Regions from separate parts of the Homo sapiens genome. Here region 1 is linked to region 2. A link is an interaction called in ENCODE POLR2A ChIA-PET data of the cell type or tissue named here. Cell type or tissue: OCI-LY7. All regions are shown on one strand. Links, peaks and the distances in the headings refer to the core of each region. The heading gives the core; the rest is flanking DNA.

Region 1 (2,923 bases), core at 222-2,721, 1.6 Mb before region 2:
TAGGTATGAACTATCAAAATATCATATTTAGGTTAATTAGTATCTTAAGGACAAAATTAATTTTTAAAAAAAAGTCAAACAGTAGGCCAGGCATGGTGGCTCACACCTGTAATCCCAGCATGTTGGGAGGGCAAGGCAGGAGGATCACTTGCACACAGCAGTTCCAGACCAGTGTAGGCAACATGGTGAGACCCTGTCTCTACAAAATCTTTTTTTTTTAATTAGCTGGGCATGTTGGTACATGCCCGTAGTCCCAGCTACTCAGGAGGCTGAGGCAGGAGGATGGCTTGAGCACAGTAGGTTGAGGATGCTGTGAGCCATGATCATGCCACTGCACCCCAGCCAAGGCAACAGAGAAAAAAATAAAATAAAAATAAATGTAAAAAGTAAAACAGTCCAGACATGGTGGCTGATGCCTGTAATCCCAACACTTTGGGAGGCCAAGGCAGGAGGATCACTTGAGGCCAGGAGTTCGAGATCAGCTTGGGGAACATAGAGAGACCTCATCTCTACAAAAAAAATGAAATAAAAATAAGTGAAACAGGGGACTAACCAAAATGAAAGATGAAACAATCAAAAAAAATCAGGGAAAGAAGGCAGTAATGCAATAAAAAATAGAATTTAACAAAGCTTAAAGGGCAAAGGTGTGATTAATGACATTCCTAAATACAACTGAAAATATATGTAGAACTGCATAAATTACGCAATTGTTGCCAAAATGAATAAAACTTCATTTGAGTGAAAGTATATTTAATATCCTACACTTATGCCTAACACCAAAAAAGGTTAAATCAGAAAATATTACCAGGAGAACACATTAGTTTGAAATAGAACAGAGACAACACTTAGTCTATTTCATAGGCATGAAGATAAACCAAAAGGTACTATAACAGGAACTGAAAAATGCAAACCAATAAGAAATCAGTTAAGAGATTCCTTTAGAAAAAAAAAAAAACAAAACCAACTTATTTATTTATTTTTTTAATAGAGACAAGGTCTCACTATGTTGCGCAGGCTGGTCTCAAACTCCTGACCTCAGATTATCCACCCGTCTCGGCCTCCCAAAGTGCTGGGATTACAGGCATGAGCCACTGCACCTGGCCAAGAGATTCTTAGACTGAGCATCAAGGAGTTAAATTCTCACAGCAGAGCAGCCTGGGAAACAAAGCAAGACACTGTCTCTACAAAAAATACAAAAATTAGCTGAGTGTGGTGGCAAATACCTGTATTCCCAGCTACTCAGGAGGCTGAGGCAGAAGGATCACCTGAGCCTGGGGAGGTAAAGGCTGCAGTGGCCTGTGATCACACCACTGTACTCCATACTGGCAACAGAGTAAGACCTTGTCTCGAAAAAAAAAAATTCCCATGGAAAACTATTCTGTAATTAAATACTGAAATGAGCACTGTATGCAGAAGAGATAATATGCCTGAGACTGTTATTCTCAGTCCTGTTTGCAAGGCTGACTCTCGGCTAGCATCTAGGAACTCTTATTTTTGGAGGGTTCCCCCCATTCCATAAGTAAGAGTCTTCACTGTGCCAAAACTGTGCAAACAATATAGTTCGTTGTTGTTGTTGTTGTTTAAGACAGGGTCTCACTCTGTCGCCCAGGGTGCAGTGCAATCGTGCAATCGGCTCACAGCAACTTCCGCCGCCTCCTGGGTTCAAGCGATTCTCCTGCCTCGGCCAACTGAGTAGCTGGAATTACAGGCATGCACCACCACGCCTGGCTAATTTTGTATTTTTAGTGGAATCGGGGTTTCACCACGTTGGCCAGGCTGGTCTCAAACTCCTGACCTCAAGTGATCTGCGTGCCTCGGCCTCCCAAAGTGCTGGGATTACAGGTGTGAGCCACCACACCAGGCCTAAACAACATGGTTTTGCTGAACACTTGTTTTCCTTCTGGGAGTCTGGAATTTTAGTTTGTGGTAGGCAAATGGTGCCTATATGACCAATGTCCAAGAAAAACCCTGGGCACTGAGTTTTTAATGAGCTTCTCTGGCAGACAAGATTTCACATGTGTTGTCACAATTCACCACTGCAAGAATTAAGCACATCACATGTGACAACATTGGGAAAGGACTCTCAGAAACTTGTGCCTAGTTTCTTTCAGAAATTGCACCAAGTGCTATTTTTCTTGTTGATTTTACTTTGTATCCTTTCACTGTGTGTCTGTATATTTTTTTAAAGATGGATTCTTGCCGTGTGTGTGTGTGTGTGTGTGTGTGTGTGTGTGTGTATTTTTTTTTTTTTTTTTAAAGATGGGTTCTTGCCACGTTGCCCAGGCTGGTCTCGTACTCCCAGGCTCAAGCAATCCTCCGGCCCCAGCTCCCCAAAATGCTGGGATAAGAGCTGTGAGCCACCATGCCTGTCCTCCTTCACTATAACAAATCATAGCCATAAGTACAACCATATGCTGAGTCCTGTGAATCCTTTCAGCAAATCACAGGCCCTGGGAGTAGCCTTAGGAATCCCAGTGGACACAGGCAAAATGCATTCTTTACATGAAACCAAACTGGGGTACTAGCATTCACCAGATAGATTAAGAGCTTTATGTAATCTCTCGCTCATTTCCTATCTCTACATATGAAATGCAGTAGATATGTATGCAGAAAATTTTAAAATAAGGAAAAAGGCCATTTTAAATACCAATTTGCTTCTCCTACACTAAAGAGTATTTAAAGTCCACATTAAATCTATAATTCTTTTCTTTTCTTTTTTTTTTTTTTTGAGACCGAGTCTTGCTCTGTCACTCAGGTTGGAGTGCAGTGGCACGATCTTGGCTCACTGCAAGCTCCACCTCCCGGGTTCACACCATTCTCCTGCCTCAGCCTCCCGAGTAGCTGGGACTACAGGTGCCTGCCACCACGCCCAGCTAATTTTTTTGTATTTTTAGTAGAGACAGGGTTTCACCACATTAACCAG
Region 2 (2,923 bases), core at 253-2,752:
ACTAAAGGTAGTACCTAGGCTTTTATAGATGAGGGATCAATTTTAATTCAGCCAAATGACATGTATATGAGTAACTAGTTGACAGTGATTAGGGCTGCAGTCAAGGTGATCACAAAGTGCCATGAGTGCTTGGCCATTTTCACTGAGGGAATGAGGTGACTGCCTCTGACCCCAAGTGTCCTGCCATCCTTTTAGAGTTAAGCCAGACGGTCAGACTGCTGTGGGCTTCCACAGGATGTATTGGCGCTTGGCGTGTGATGTCAGTGGCCTGTGTAGATGAGGTCTGAGACAGCCAGTTCTGGGGGTTTGTTCTTGGCCTTATTCATGCTCTTCTACTGTGACATCCTTGTGAGAACCCTTGGGAGAAATTTCTGATTTTGGTGTCAGAATTTCACCTGAAGAATTAGTTTGCTTTCATGTTTTGAACCCTGAATTATGTGACTGTTTTCATCTTAGTGATGGTTGCTAAAAAGTTTAGTTAGAGACAGATGTATGGGCTGACTCTTGACTAATTTAGACATATTCCAGGAGAACATTTCTGTCTTGTCATCTGTGGCTCTGCTTCAGGTCTCTCTCCATGTGTGATTTTTTTTTTTTTTTTTTTTTGATGTGGAGTCTCACTCTGTTGCCCAGGCTGGAGTGCAGTGGTGCAGTCTCGGCTCACTGCAAGCTCCGCCTCCCAGGTTCACACCATTCTCCTGCCTCAGCCTCCTGAGTAGCTGGGACTACAGGCGCCAGCCACCACGCCCAGATAATTTTGTTTTTGTATTTTTAATATAGACGGAGTTTCACCATGTTAGCCAGGATGGTCTCGATCTCCTGACCTTGTGATCTGCCCGCCTTGGCCTCCCAAAGTGTTGGGATTACAGGCGTGAGCCACCACACCCAGCCTAAAGTTTTTAAAGAATTTTTAAAATATCTATCATAATCTGTCTGTCTATCTATGTATCTCTCTCTCTCTCTCTATCTATCTATCTATCTGTCTTTACTGGAGGTGGGGTCTCACTATGTTGCCCAGGCTGGTCTTGAACTCCTAGGCTCAATCGATCCTCTAGCTGCAGCCTTCCAGAGCACTGGGATTACAGTTATTTGTTATTCTTTTTATTTTCTAGTCTGTTGTGCTGAACTGCATTTATCTTTTAAATAGACTTTAAATATTCTTTGGCAGAAAGTGAGGAATACATACGTATGTTCTACATATAAAATCAGTAAAATCAAATACAAATTATCAAGCCCAATGTTGTAAGGGCCATAGGGAAATAAGCGCATACACGTGGTTAATGACAGTGTGCACTGAGTTTCTGAGGAGTGTGGCTAGCAATAGATACTTAGCACTATAAAGTTGTTTATTCTTATTAAGAGGTTAATGCCACTTTTGGAGATGTATCACAGAGAAGTAACCCAAAAGAAGATAGTCCTTACAAAATTATTTATAGCTATGATGCACAACAGTGAAAGAGGGGAATCAACCTAAATGCACAGTGGTAGAGGAGAGTCGAATAAGTCAGTTAATATAATGGAATGTTATAAAGCCACCAAAAATGTTCAGTGGGTTAGATAAATAGAAGTGTCCATAAAATACGTAAATTATCAAAACATGCATTAAATCTATTTAATAATATGTAGATGTAGCAAAAAGAATGAGATGGTCATGGTGAGACTGCTAGGTAGGAAGGGGTCCCCGGAAAAACTCCAACCGGCCTGTGCAGTGGGGTGGAGCTCCCCGGAAAAACTCCAACCGGCCTGTGCACTGGGGTGGAACTTCAGGATGTTTGCACTGTTGATAGTGGGGAGGAGCCTGGCACGTCTTCTTACTGTGTAAAACCCAGTATTCTAGCTGCTGGCGGAAAGCACTCTAGCAGGGACTCTGGCCTTGTGAGAGTCCCAATAAAACCCTGTCTTACTCACTATTCAAACCGTCTGCGAGCCTAAATTTTTGTGGCCTTGAGACGGACAAGGACCCCATCTTTAGCTGAACTAAGGAAAAATCCTGCAACAGTGGATATTGGAAATAATATTAATGGATAGATTTTACTCTCCTGAAGGATTAATATAATCTGTGAGTACTTTTAGGCTTACTGCCAGTACAAGGAGTGGCTTACTTACTACCGGTACAAGGAGTATATATACTCTCTTGAGCTTTTCTGTCTGTTTGGCTATTTCAGTGCCTCCAGAAAGGGTTGAGAAGATAATGGATCAGATTGAAAAGTACATCATGACTCATCTCTGTAAATATGCGTTCTGTCCAGAACCCCAGTGAGCCTGGAAGACTGGGTGCTATGGGAAATGTCATCAATCCAATGCTAGTGAAAGATGTGACTGGGGAATGCTGAAAAATGCGCACCCCTGGGAGGAATGAGGAAAGATGACATCCACTGACTTGTTATTTTTTTGAGAAGGAGTCTTGCTCTGTTGCCCAGGCTGGAGTGTGGTGGCACGATCTCGGCTCACTGATGATGAGAAGAAAGATCTTGCCATTCAAAAGAGGATCAGGTAGTTGCTTATTTTGTTTTGCTTTATACTTACTACCTACTAATGGAAGAATACATTGGGGGAAATAAGGCACCTGAGTTTCAAACCTTAAGAGAAAGCAACAGCTCATGTTTCTGCTTCCTTAGAGTGGAAGCTTCTCTGTGGTGTCAGAAAGACGAGGAATGTGGTGACCTCACCTATCCATCTCCCTCAAGGCAGCTTTTGGTAAGTTGTGTTTGGTGTTTGAGATTGTTTTCAATCTCTGAAATCTCCAAGGAATAGGGGGACTGTGTTCTTGGTCCATTAACATTTCCTCAAGCAGGAAGCTGTGAATATCTGTATCAAGGCAGGGGATGTCGGCTGGGCCTGGTGGCTCATACCTGTAATCCCAGCACTATGGGAGGCTGAGGTGGGTGGATCACTTGAGGCTGGGAGTTCAAGAGTAGCCTGG

Evidence for each region. Peaks named below come from ENCODE experiments on the same cell type or tissue, not always from the same donor. Only the 100,000 strongest peaks of a DNase experiment are listed, where the experiment ranks them.
Region 1: POLR2A ChIA-PET joins it to region 2 with 5 read pairs; 1 of 35 experiments calls an interaction of 5 or more read pairs at or near these places.

Annotation. Positions count from the first base shown.
Region 1 is chr7:77,741,497-77,744,419 of GRCh38, reverse strand. The region is part of intron 2 of RSBN1L (round spermatid basic protein 1 like); the gene reads right to left. Among named protein-coding and RNA genes, the nearest start is that of RSBN1L, 46 kb to the right of the region's middle. In OCI-LY7, for the core only: no CTCF peak of the experiment used is centred there; no DNase peak of the experiment used is centred there; H3K27ac peaks cover 655 bases.
Region 2 is chr7:76,108,005-76,110,927 of GRCh38, reverse strand. It overlaps the pseudogene GTF2IP7. Among named protein-coding and RNA genes, the nearest start is that of MDH2, 61 kb to the right of the region's middle. In OCI-LY7, for the core only: no CTCF peak of the experiment used is centred there; a DNase peak (open chromatin) is centred at 1,797.